Linked DNA regions of Mus musculus: all the other regions are linked to region 3. Evidence: chromatin loops called from intact Hi-C (ENCODE). Cell type or tissue: heart. All regions are shown on one strand.

The links. A loop is a pair of places that touch in the nucleus more often than their neighbours do. Peaks named below come from ENCODE experiments on the same cell type or tissue, not always from the same donor. Only the 100,000 strongest peaks of a DNase experiment are listed, where the experiment ranks them.
Region 1: a loop joins it to region 3, with 5 times the contacts of the local background. A loop is called at or near these places in 38 of 42 quality-filtered maps.
Region 2: a loop joins it to region 3, with 4 times the contacts of the local background. A loop is called at or near these places in 5 of 42 quality-filtered maps.

Annotation. Positions count from the first base shown.
Region 1 is chr7:102,415,840-102,419,839 of GRCm38, reverse strand. All of the region lies in intron 6 of Stim1 (stromal interaction molecule 1), which reads right to left. Among named protein-coding and RNA genes, the nearest start is that of Rrm1, 24 kb to the left of the region's middle. In heart, a CTCF peak has its summit at 2,192 (motif pointing right); a DNase peak (open chromatin) is centred at 2,229.
Region 2 is chr7:102,368,219-102,372,218 of GRCm38, reverse strand. All of the region lies in intron 2 of Stim1 (stromal interaction molecule 1), which reads right to left. Among named protein-coding and RNA genes, the nearest start is that of Rrm1, 71 kb to the left of the region's middle. In heart, a CTCF peak has its summit at 2,313; no DNase peak of the experiment used is centred here.
Region 3 is chr7:102,265,485-102,269,484 of GRCm38, reverse strand. Stim1 (stromal interaction molecule 1) reads right to left here and starts at 1,666. Exons shown (of 12, transcript NM_009287.5): 1 at 932-1,666. The coding sequence starts at 1,070. In heart, a CTCF peak has its summit at 2,290; DNase peaks (open chromatin) are centred at 1,574, 2,224 and 2,684; H3K4me3 peaks cover 2,439 bases; H3K27ac peaks cover 1,421 bases; H3K27me3 peaks cover 631 bases.

The sequences.
Region 1 (4,000 bases), 150 kb before region 3:
CAGCACTCGGGAGGCAGAGGCAGGCGGATCTCTATGATTTTTAGGCCAGCCTGGTCTGCAAGTGAGTACAGGACAAACAGGGCTACCTGGAGGAACCTTATCTCAAAAAAAAAAGAGAGAGAGAGAGAGAGAAGAAAGAAAGAAAAGAAAAGGAAAGAAAAGAAAAGAAAAGAAAAGAAAAGAAAAGAAGAAAGAGAAAAAGAAAAAAGGAAGGAAATAAAGAAAAGGAAAGGAAAGAAGAGAAAAGGAAAGGAAAGGAAAAAGAAAAGAAAAGAAAAGGAAAGGAAAGAAGAGAAAAGGAAAGGAAAGGAAAAAGAAAAGAAAAGAAAAGGAAAGGAAAGAAGAGAAAAGGAAAGGAAAGAAGAGAAGAGAAAAGGAAAGAAAAGAAAAGAAAAGAAAAGAAAAGAATAGAAAAGAAAAGAAGGGCTGGTGAGATGGCTCAGCAGTTAAGAGCACTGACTGCTCTTCCAAAGGTCCTGAGTTCAAATCCCGGAAACCACATGGTGGCTCACAACCATCCGTAACGAAATCTGATGCCCTCTTCTGGAGTGTCTGAAGACAGCTCTAGTGTACTTACATATAATAAATAAATAAATGAATAAACATGTTTTAAGAAAAGGAAAGGAAGAGAAGAGAAGAGAAGAGAAGAGAAGAGAAGAGAAGAGAAGAGAAGAGAAGAGAAGAGAAGAGAAGAGGAAAGAGAGCAGGCTGAGCAAGCCATGCAGAGCAAGCAGTAAGCAGTACCTGTTCATGGCCTCTGCATCAGCTCCCGCTGTCACTGCTTTTGATGATGAACAGTGAGTGGAAGTGTAAGCCAAATAGACCCTTTCCTCCCAAGTTTCAGTTAGCCACAGTGTTTTATCACAGCAATAGTAATGCTATCTAAGACAAGACCCAAGGGAAAGAGTTTACTAATTGCCCTGAGATGGGAAAGAACTAAGCTGTTGCCTGGTCTTTTTTTTTTTTTTTAAGATTTTTTTTTAATCATATGTGTGTACACTGTAGCTGTCTTCAGACACACCAGAAGAGGGCATCAGATTTTTGTTACAGATGTTTGTGAGCCACCATGTGGTTGCTGGGATTTGAACTCAGGACCTTTGGAAGAGCAGTCAGTGCTCTTAACCCCTGAGTCATCTCACCAGCCCTTGCCTGGTCTTCTTAAGTTAATAGGAACCATCAAGTTATCAGGAACTAGGACATGGGGATAATGGAAAGGAGAAGAGATTTAGAATGCTGGATTAGCCTGAGTGAGGTACTGGGTTTGGTCCAAATGAGGGGAAGGTGAGAAAGGAGAGGGTGGAAAGTCAGAGACGAGGATGGAAGGGGGATGTGAAAGGAAAAAGAAAAGGAAGAAGGAAGGAAGAGGCCAGTAAGGTAGCTCAGTGGTAAAGGTATTTGCTACCAAGCATAACTGAATGATATCAAGGCCGCATATGGTAGAATGAGAGAACAGACTCTGGTATGTTATCTTCTGACCTGTATACCCACACCATGGTTTATATTCACTTCCTCCAGCACGTGCACACACAGAGAGAGAGAGAGATAAATGTATGTAATAAAATATTTTTAAAAGAAAAAAGCTGGGCATGGTGGCGTACACCTTTAATTCCAGCATTCTGGAGTAGAGGTAGGTAAATCTCTGTGAGTTCCAGACCAGCTAGGGCTATACAATGAAACACCATTTAAAAGAAAGAAAGAAAGGAAAAGAAAAGAGAGATAGTGTTTAGAATTGAGGTAGAGAAAGGCCAGATGTGGTGGCATGTGCTTGTAGTCACTTAAGAGGTAGAGACATGAAGATCAATGAAGTTCAAGACGAACCTGGTCTATATCCAAGATCCAGGCTAGCCAGTGAGACATCACTATCATCACCAAAAGTAGTAAAAAGAAAGAGAAAATATAGACAATAGAATTAAAAGCCCCCTTGGGGATACTGTCTATTTAGTTAAAAAGAAAATATCAGGCGATGAATATCTGGTGATGAATAAACCCAACACTCAGAAGGTAGAGGCAGGAAGATGAATTCAGTCACCCTTGGCTAAAAATCAACAGAGAAAATGGATGACTAAAAGGCACATCAGACTTGTCTGTGGCCACGGCGCTGGTAAGAATAAACAGTGGGCTACCAGCAGTGCTGCAACACAAACAATTTTCTACCTACTGTGCCCTTGGAGAAGGAGTTGCTTTTCCTTAGAATGGACGCCAGATGGCGATACATGCACAGCTAACAAAAACATCAGAGGTGCCATTTCCCCCATCTCCAGTCTTGCTGATGTCTACTGTCCCATGACCCAACTGCAAGAAGCTGTACCACCAGAGAGTCAATTCTTCACTGAAATGCTGTTGCTTTCAATACAGTCTCTCCTGAAAAAGCCAGTATTACCACACCCTTCTATTACAGAAAAGTGGACCTACTATGTAGTAAAGACAGAGATCAATATATAATATTATGTGGAGAAATGAGTAAATAAATGTACAATTAAGCACTGTCCTGCTCAAAGCAACCAATCAATAAGGAAGAAAATTAAGCAGCCCGACTGAAATCTCATGACTGTGGCTCCAACACTTGTGTGACTAGGGACATTTCACCTGCTTCTTCATAGCAAGAAGGAAACAAAATTCTTTTTTTTTTTTTTTTTTTTTTAAGAGTCATTTCTTTTTTTTTTTTTTTTTTTAAAGATTTATTTATTTATTATATGTAAGTACACTGCAGCTGTCTTCAGACACTCCAGAAGAGGACATCAGATCTTGTTACAGATGGTTGTGAGCCACCATGTGGTTGCTGGGATTTGAACTCTGGACCTTTGGAAGAGCAGTCGGGTGCTCTTACCCACTGAGCCATCTCACCAGCCCGGAAACAAATCTTGCTTGACTCAAAGAATTATTTTGAAACCAGTGAAATCCTAGTTGTAATGTATATGCACTGTTACATTAACTCACACCAAAACTTCATGATAACAGTATCTTGCTGTGCATTTCTAGAGATATGAGGGACAAAGTGGCATGTGGCCTCTGTACTCTGTCAGAGAAGGGCTTGTGTGTGTATGCACAAGTCCTGGGGGGTGGGGGGTCTGTCTGTTGCTTGGTGCTACAGGGGTCATTAAGCTCAGGAGGATTAGGAGAGCAGGGAGGGCTGGAAGCTTAAGTTTTATCCCCAAACTTGGAATGCCTCTTGCTTAGATTCTTTTGTCTTTGGAATGAAAACAGTGCATGTTTTTCAGATAAATGAAGTATGGGAATTGTTTAGACAGCAGCAGTTAGCCCCTAGTTGGCAAAGGGCACAAAAGCAAAGTAACCATGAATCAGCTTAGAAATCAAACTGCTCTTGCTCTCTAAAAGCTCATAGAAATGAATCTGTTGAAGCTGCTGCTGCTGCTGCTGGAGAGTGTCAAAACTCAGAGCTCAGGGTTGGAGAAATGGCTCAGCAGCCCTCTTCTTCCAACATGTGGGTTCTGGAACTAAACTTAGCCTATCAGTTTGGCTGCACCTTTACTGGCTAAAGTACCTTCCAGGCAGACCTCTAAGTCCAGTTTTAAGTGGAGTTTGGCATATGTTAGGCATGTACTCTGTCAACTAATATCAACAATATTCTCAGCCCTTTTCGTTTTCTTTTTGAAACAGTCTTATGTAGCCCAGTCTCAAACACGTTAGTAGTCTAGAATAACCTTGTGCTCTTGATTCTTCTGCCTCCATCTCCAAAATGCTAGGATTACAGACATGTGGCACCATGACGGCTAGCTAGGTTTGTTAGGTTTCTTTGGGAGCCATGGGAAACAGTTAGCTGTATCCGTTTACATGAGAAAGGAAGCGATCAAGATGTAGGAGACCAAGCAGAATGATCTTAACGAGCCCCCTGCCAGGGAGGCTCTACACCTCTGGCAGCTATGCATTTCTCCCTTTCAGGCTTAGAGAGAAAAAGGTGGGGGGTTGTTTTGGTTGGTTTTAAATAAAATAGAATAAAAGTTCCTCTCAAGAGGAGTATCTACCCAGGGCAACTGAATTG
Region 2 (4,000 bases), 100 kb before region 3:
TTACGATGACAATTTCTTGAGAAAACCTAAGGGGAAATATTTATTTTGGCTCCTGGTTTCAGAGGTTTTGATCTATGGTCAATGGTTTGGATCCATTGCTTTTATGCCTTGGGTAAGGTAGAAACAGCGTGGCAGAAGGGCATGAAGAAGGAAAGCTACTCTCCACGGGGTGGTCAGGAAATAGAGCAAGAGAAGGCAGGTCTTAGGAATAAGGTTCCTAATAACCTACAAAGGCAAGCCTTTAGTGACTGCCTTCCTCTAACTGAACCTCTCTTTTCCATTTAGCAAATAATTGAAGTTAAGCCTACTGATGAAGTAAGCTCCCCTTATGATCTAACTCCTTCTCAGTAGTACCACTAACTAAAAATTAAGCCTTCTATACACGAGCCTTTTGGAATAATACTTTATATGCAAATCATAATACCATGGTTCAAGTACAGGAACACATGAGACAATGTTGTATCAAGTAAAGGCATATACCTATAACCCCACTCCTTGGGAGGTAGAAGTGGTAGAATCAGAAGTTGTCGTTGTTCACATAGCAAATCTGAGGTGTATGTCTATGTGGACCTACATATAGAAGGCCTATGGCTATTGAGCACTGAAAGGAAATGAACAGAAACTAGGCAACACACTAGTGTTGCACTGCACTGTGTGCATGACTCTTATTTACAAAGGATCCTTTATATCCATGTGGTTTTGGTTTGTTTTTTTGGTTTGGTTTTTGGTTTTTTGAGCCTCCTACCACTCATTGAGGAAATCTACTACTGATGTCCCTGAGTGGTGAAGGAGCTTCTGTAGACACCTCCCTACTCATGTCTCCCAAATGGGCTATGTTTTTGGCTTCCTACCTTCAAGACTCATCAAATTTCCCTTTTCTCAAATGCTCTTCTTTTACCTGGTAAGCTCCAGCTCATCTTTAAAAATTAAGTTCCAGTTTTATCTCCTCTCCAGAGCCTGCTCCTAACATACCTCAGTCAAAGTAGAGCTAGCTCTATTGAGTGTTCAGCATTTTAAGGACAAAATTCTAAGTTCTTCAGTATTGTGTGGTCTGCCTAAGGCCTGCCTTTCTGACCTCATCTCCCACTTTATCTACCTGTCCTATTCAACGTTCAAATTAGGAGACTACTGACTCACTAGTTGTCAATGACATCACACTTGGTTCTCTACCTGGTATATATACTTCTCAGCCATCTCCCCAGGATAACTGCTCCTCCTCCTTCCAGGTTTATCTGAAGCACCATCTCTTTTTAGTGGTCTTCCTTTGTCATTCTCAGATGGTTAATTTCCTTCTCTATTCCCAAAACATGTTGCATTCACTTGCTGGTATAAATAAAATTTTATTACATTTATTTACACAGTGTGTACCACAACATGCTTGTGGAGGTCGAACAAATAACTTGTGGAAGTTTGTTCTCTCTACCACGTGGGTGCCAGGGACCAAACTCAGGTCATCAGGCTTGGCAAAATGCCTTTACATCTGATCCATCTCACTGGCCTCTATGTCTCATCACAAAACCTGGCCTGGAGCTCACTATGTAGCTGAAAGTAGCCTTGAACTGCTGATACTGCAGTCAACCTTCGGAATGATGAATCACGAGACTGTGCCACCATGCCCACCAATAACATGAAATCGTCATAGGAAGAAGACATGTCTGCTGTACTGGCTTTCACAGACCCAGTAGTCAGCACTAAATACTGGAGCAAAAACTAAATATTTGGAGAAGGAAAAGAAGAGATTGAGGAGGGAAAGAGAAAACCAAACAAAAACAAACACGGGGTCATTAATCCTCAGTTGAAGCAGAAGATGGAAGTCAATATTTCCTAAGCTTTTTGATTCACACTGGACATGGCATACACGTAGACAGAGACATGTGGGTAAATATACTGGACATGGCATACACGTAGACAGAGACATGTGGGTAAATATACGTGTTGCTTACATTATCAGCAACTTTGAGGCTTCCATTTTACCTCCAGGCTGCACATACTGTAGGCCTAACCCTTTGCCCCTAACCTTTTTTATTCTGACTCAGTTTCCTTAACTCAGAATTTGTTCTTCTTTTTGTTACAGACACTGATGTATCTAAATGCAGAAAGACATATACCCTACAAGCACAAAATGATACACATACAGATAAAAACATGAGGGTGCTAATACACATAGTCAGCAGCAGGACTGTCATCAAGGAGAGACAAAGCAAGCGCCACAACAAAGAAAGGAGGAGGGAAAACAACAGCCTGCTTAGTGAGAAAGAATTTCCCTGTCTGTCAAAGCAAGCCACCTTCTGGTCTTCCTGGAAGCATGACGGAGGCCATCTGGGGGAGCTGCTGCCTCAGCCTGTATCTGGCAAGTCACTGAGACAGATTGCAGAGTCCGCCTACTCTCTGAAATGTGTAGCTCCATGTGTCTGCCAACTGGGACCCTTGCTTGAGTGCCAGATGAGAATGTATCTTCCCCTCTACAGCACATACTAGGTCGTCACAACAGATTCTTCTTGAAACTCCTACAGCTCTCTGAATATCAGCAATCTGTCCCTTAAACTCTACTCCTGTCAGCAGGAGGCAGAATCAAGGAATCACCACAGGTTCCAGGCCAGTTTGGTATAAAGATTATTTATTTATTTACTTACTTACTTATTTACTTATTTATTGTATATGAGTACACTCTAGCTGTACAGATAGATGGTTATGAGCCTTCACGTGGTTGTTGGGAATTGAATTTTAGAACTTCTGCTCTCTCATAGCACTCACTCTGGTCGGCCCTGCTCCGGTCAACTCCACTTGCTCAGTCCCTGCTTGCTCTGGCCCAAAGATTTATTATTATAAATAAGTGCACTGTAGCTGTCTACAGACACACCAAAAGAGGGCATCAGATCTCATTATGGGTGGGTGTGAGCTCAGGACCTTCGAAAGAGCAGCCAGTACTCTTACCCACTGAGCCATTTCGCCAGCCCCAGTTTTGTCTACTTAGTTCCAGAGCAGCCAGGGCTACATTTAGTCTCAAAACAAAAAAATACCTAGTGTTTCTGCTATAAACCATTTTTATCTTAACTAACCCTTGCCAAAGACAAAGTGTATCTAAACTAATCTTCATCTCAATTTCATAAATGAGGAAAGTGAAATTCTAAAATACTTGACTATAGAAATATTGGACTCAGGCCAGACTCTAAATGTCATATTCAGACTTGATTTTTGCTTTGTTTTGTTGTTTTGAGGAAGGGTCCCAATGTGTATACCTAGCTGGCCTGGAACATGATATGTAAACTATGCTGGCCTCATAGAATTTCCCCAAGCCTTTGCCTCCAAATTACTGGTATAAAAGGTGTTAACTATTGTCTTAGGGTTTTTTATTGCTTTGATAAAACACCATGATCAAAGCAACTGGGGGAGGAAAGGGTTCACTTCAGCTATAGTTTCTCATCAGTCTATCAGTGGGCTACAGAGCAAGACCCTGTCTCAAAAAACAAAAACCACACTGGGACTGGAGAAATGACTCAGTGGATAAGAGCACTTGCTGCTCTGACAAAGGACTGAGCTCTGTTCTAAGCAACCACATTGGAAGCTCACAATGATCGACATTGCCAGTTCCAGTGGACCCAGTGACAATTTCTGGCACCAGGAACACAGGCAGTACACATACATACATGCGAGCAAAACAATCTTACACATAAAATAAAAATAATTGACTTTTAGAAACCCATACATGCAAATGGATGGACCTGGAGGGTATCATCCTGAGTGAGGTAACCCAATCACAAAAGAACTCACATGATATGTACTCACTGATACGTGGATATTAGCCCAGAAACTTAGAACACCCAAGATACAAGATACAATTTGCAAAACACATGAAACTCAAGAAGTATGAAGACCAAAAAAGTGTGGACATTTTGCCCCTTCTTAGAATCGGGAACAAAACACCCATGGAAGGAGTTACAGAGACAAAGTTTGGAGCTGAGACGAAAGGATGGACCATCTAAAGACGGCCACACCCGGG
Region 3 (4,000 bases):
TCTCTGAACTTGCCTATCCTCAAACACCCTAACTAGTCTTCTGTCCCCAACCCTTCAGGCTACAGTCTGGGGCAGATTGTAGTGACAGGGTGTGAAAAACAGAAAAAGAGAACTGGTGAGCTTCTAAACTTTGTGTAAATTAATTGTATTTTTTTTAAAGGTTCCTTTCTACTGCAAAAGTATTGGCCAGAGCTACTACTGCTAAACAAAGCTCTGTAAGTATACAGGGAAAATAAGGACAGATTAAAAATAATAACATGGAATCCTTACTCTCATCAGTCAGAAGAAACGGATTAAGTCAACAAGTGGTCCCAGGATTTTTTATTACCGAGAAGTCAAGAAAGGGCCATTTAAGTCCCTAGTGGTAAACAGGATTCCATCTAAGGACTTGCTTTGATATTTCACATGGGCACAAGCAAAAGACAGATTTCCTAAGGGAAAGGAGGGACTACGGTGGTTCTCACGGTGGTTAGAACAGAAAGGCACACCTGAACACCAAGCTGTAGAAAAACAGACCCAGCCCTGCCCTGATCTTCCCTGCCCATCCCGAGTGGCCTCAACCCACCATTGCCACACACCCCCTTATACCTCAAGTGATAAAACTGGCTAAAAGGAATTTTAACATCTGAGAAGGCTACTCTTCCAGACAAGAAGTCCTGAATGGGGCCTCAACCTTACTGATCTAAAAAGTCAAGGTGTCCCCATGAGGCTTCTCACTACCTTCCGGAGGAGGGATAAGGAAAGTTGCTCTGGGGAAATACTAACATTAGGCATGACTACTACACGAAAGAACTTCTTGGACTACTGAGACTACACAGTGTTATGGTGTATCTCACATGTGCGGAGATTCCAACGTGCCCACTTCGGGCCACTCAGTCTTGAGTCAATCAAGCCCCCAGCCCAGTCCAGCCCGCCGCAAGGCCTTCTTTACCTGCTTCGGTAGACTCTTCAGAAGTCGCCCCGGAGCTAGCTCCTGTATTCTTTTCACTGTGACTATGGCTGAGACTCTGGCCCTGATGCAGAAGGAGCCCCCAAAGAAGCCACAGGGCAAGACGGGCGCACACATCCATGACGGTAGGTCTCAGTCAACATGCGCCTGCTGTAGACACCTTTGGATCCCAGAAGCAAATCCCAGAGTCAGGGAGTGCAGCCGACGGTTCCAAAGCAAGATGCCCTCGCGGCGCCGCAGCTGTCCAGCCACCTGCGGGCTTACCTCCTCCGATAAGCGAAGGTCAAGTGCCCCAAGTTTGGACGCAGAAGGATCGGAGTCTCCGGTCCAACTGTAGGTCCGCCGGGGCTGCGGCGGCGGCCTGAGCTCTATCTGCTTCCGGAGAGTTTGAGCAGGGTGGCTGCGGGGCCGCTGTCAGCTCCGCAGCCTGCTGCACCCCTGCGGGAGGAGGCGGGCAGAATCTCCCGCCCGCACTGAGGTGGGGGAGGGAGAGAAGAGAGGAGAGAAGGGGGGCACCTGACCTCGCCCCGAGAAACAGCGGTGAGCCTCAGCAGCTAGGGCTTCGGCGTGCGACCTACAGGCCCCAGCAGACACGGATGTCTCCGGGATCCTAAGACTCCTAGGCCGAGGTCAGCGCCCCCGCCGGGTCCGGTACCTCTGCGGCTCCTGGTGCCCCGGTGCAGCAGGCGGACGCGCACGGGCCAGGCCCGGGACAGCGGCTCCCGGGAGGGCGGGAGGGCGGGAGGGCGGCACGGGGCGGGCCCGAAGTGGGCGGGGGCGTGCTCTACCGCCGGCCCGCCCCGCGCCGCCCGGCCCCCAGCGAAGCCCGGGCCCGCCCCAGAGCCGGCTTATCCCGGAATAACCTGTTGGAGAGCGCCCGCCAGAGCCCCCCGCAACTGGCGGGGTCTCTTGGGGACCCTGCCTGCGCTGGTGGTCGTCAGGACCGCGGCCCCGCGACAAGGATGGGGCCTCGGCCTCTGCCGTGCGCACCCCAGCCTCCAGCTCTAACGCCCGCCCGCAGGCGGGCCCCTGACACGCAGTTGCTCAGGTAACTCAGGCCTGCGGCGGCGGTGACAGCTACTGCCCTGTCCGGATCTCCGGGCCGCAGCGCTGCTCTCCGGACTCCACTGTAAAGTCAGGTTGGACAGAAACTCCGCACTAGGATGACAAACCTGGAGCCGCCTGGGGTGACTATGGTCCTGCTAGGTTTGGCCAAGGGGCGCGCTCCCAGCCCCCAACTCCCGACTCCCAGGCTCCGCCCTTTCGACGCGCCTCGCAGCCAATCGGCTTCCGCCTCTCAATAACCCGCGCCTCCGGTCTCCCGTACGCAGCGGTCCCTGGTGGCCACATCTAAGTACTGCAAAAGGACTAGTTCCTAGGTGGCCCTGACCCTTTCTAGAGGGTTACTGAAGGGAAGGGAAGCCCCTAGTCAAGCCCTTTAGAGGCTACAAGTGTTTAAAGAAGAAATTGTTCCAAAAAGCAGAATGAAATGCCCATCCCACTGTAGGTAAAACGTCACCTGTACGTAGCCTAACAGGTCTATCTGCTTTCCTAACACCCTGCCCGTCCCTGATCTACATCCTATGCCCTTGTGTAGCTCTTGCAACCCACCTCTCAGGCCCCACCCTCTTGAGGTTTGTGGGGTAAAGCCCGTGATGGTTCCTCCCATCTCATTCTCCTATCTCTCTGATTCCGTTAGAGGAGATGGTAGCGACTTGAGAATAAGTGCCCCAAAAACAGAGAACCCCGCCCAGGCTTCCTTTAGCAAAGCCTATACTTCCTGTTCTCTTCTCAAGCGTACTGTCAGCAGATCTTTACCGAAACCTCCGTGCCCTACCCCTGTCCTTGGCACCGGAGGCAGGAGACTGGATTAGGCCCAGTCCCTCTTCTGACAGTGATAAACCAGCTCCTGTTATGAGTGAGCCCTTTGAAGACCAGAACACGGATTTGCCCAACAGCTGCCTGGCTTAAGGGTTAGGCTGTTGATATAAAAATACATGTCAGACGTCATCTACTATCACTCTCTCCACTCTGTTAATCTCCCATCACACTGGCCTTTTTTTTTTTTCTTGTGGTGTGTGTGTGTACACTTTTACAATATCAAACCCAGAACCTCAGACACGATAAACAAGCACTCTATTCGCCACGCTAAACATGGACCTTCAGGAAGTTCCCAAACACATCAAACAGGCTTCAGAGCATTTGTGTCTGTTGTTTCTTCTACCGAAAACCTTCCTCACCCTACTTCCCCACCCGCTCCCCACCAATAAACTTAACCTCTTGTTATTCTAGATATTGTTGAATAACTCCTTAGAAGGTTCAACCTAAGGCTGACAATATGGTTTAGTGGGTAAAGAAGCTCACCACAAGCCGGGCGCGGTGGCGCATGCCTTTGATCCCAGCACTCGGGAGGCAGAGGCAGGCAGATTTCTGAGTTCGAGGCCAGCCTGGTCTACAGAGTGAGTTCCAGGACAGCCAGGGCTACACAGAGAAACCCTGTCTCAAAGAAAGGCAGACAGAAAGACAGGAAGGAGGGAGGGAGGGAGCAAGGAAAGAAGGAAGGAGGGAGGGAGCAAGGAAAGAAGGAAGGAGGGAGGGAGCAAGGAAAGAAGGAAGGAGGGAGGGAGGGAAGGAAGCTACTATCTGTATCACCTTCAAAGCCAGTCTACAGAGTTAGGCCCTAAATATAGCCACTCCTCCCACTATCGTGTGGTTGTGAGTTTTCAGAGGTCTCTGAGATGTACACCTGCACATCATAAATACTTAGTGAAAAGCTTACTGGTAAATGTTAGTTCATTTGATCACACAAATATCTATTGAATGACAGCCATATGCTGGAAAATTGGCCAAAACAAAAGGCGAACCCCTGACCTAGATTCTATCAGACCTATGTTCTGAGCCAGCTCTCAAACTCAAGTCACAAAATGAACAAGTAGGCAATGATGTGACTAAGTCTTAGGTAGGAGTGATAGGGGTGGGGACTACAGACTGGAAATCAATCGGGCAGAAAGGTGGACACAGCATCAACAGATTGTGGCCAAAAAAGGATAG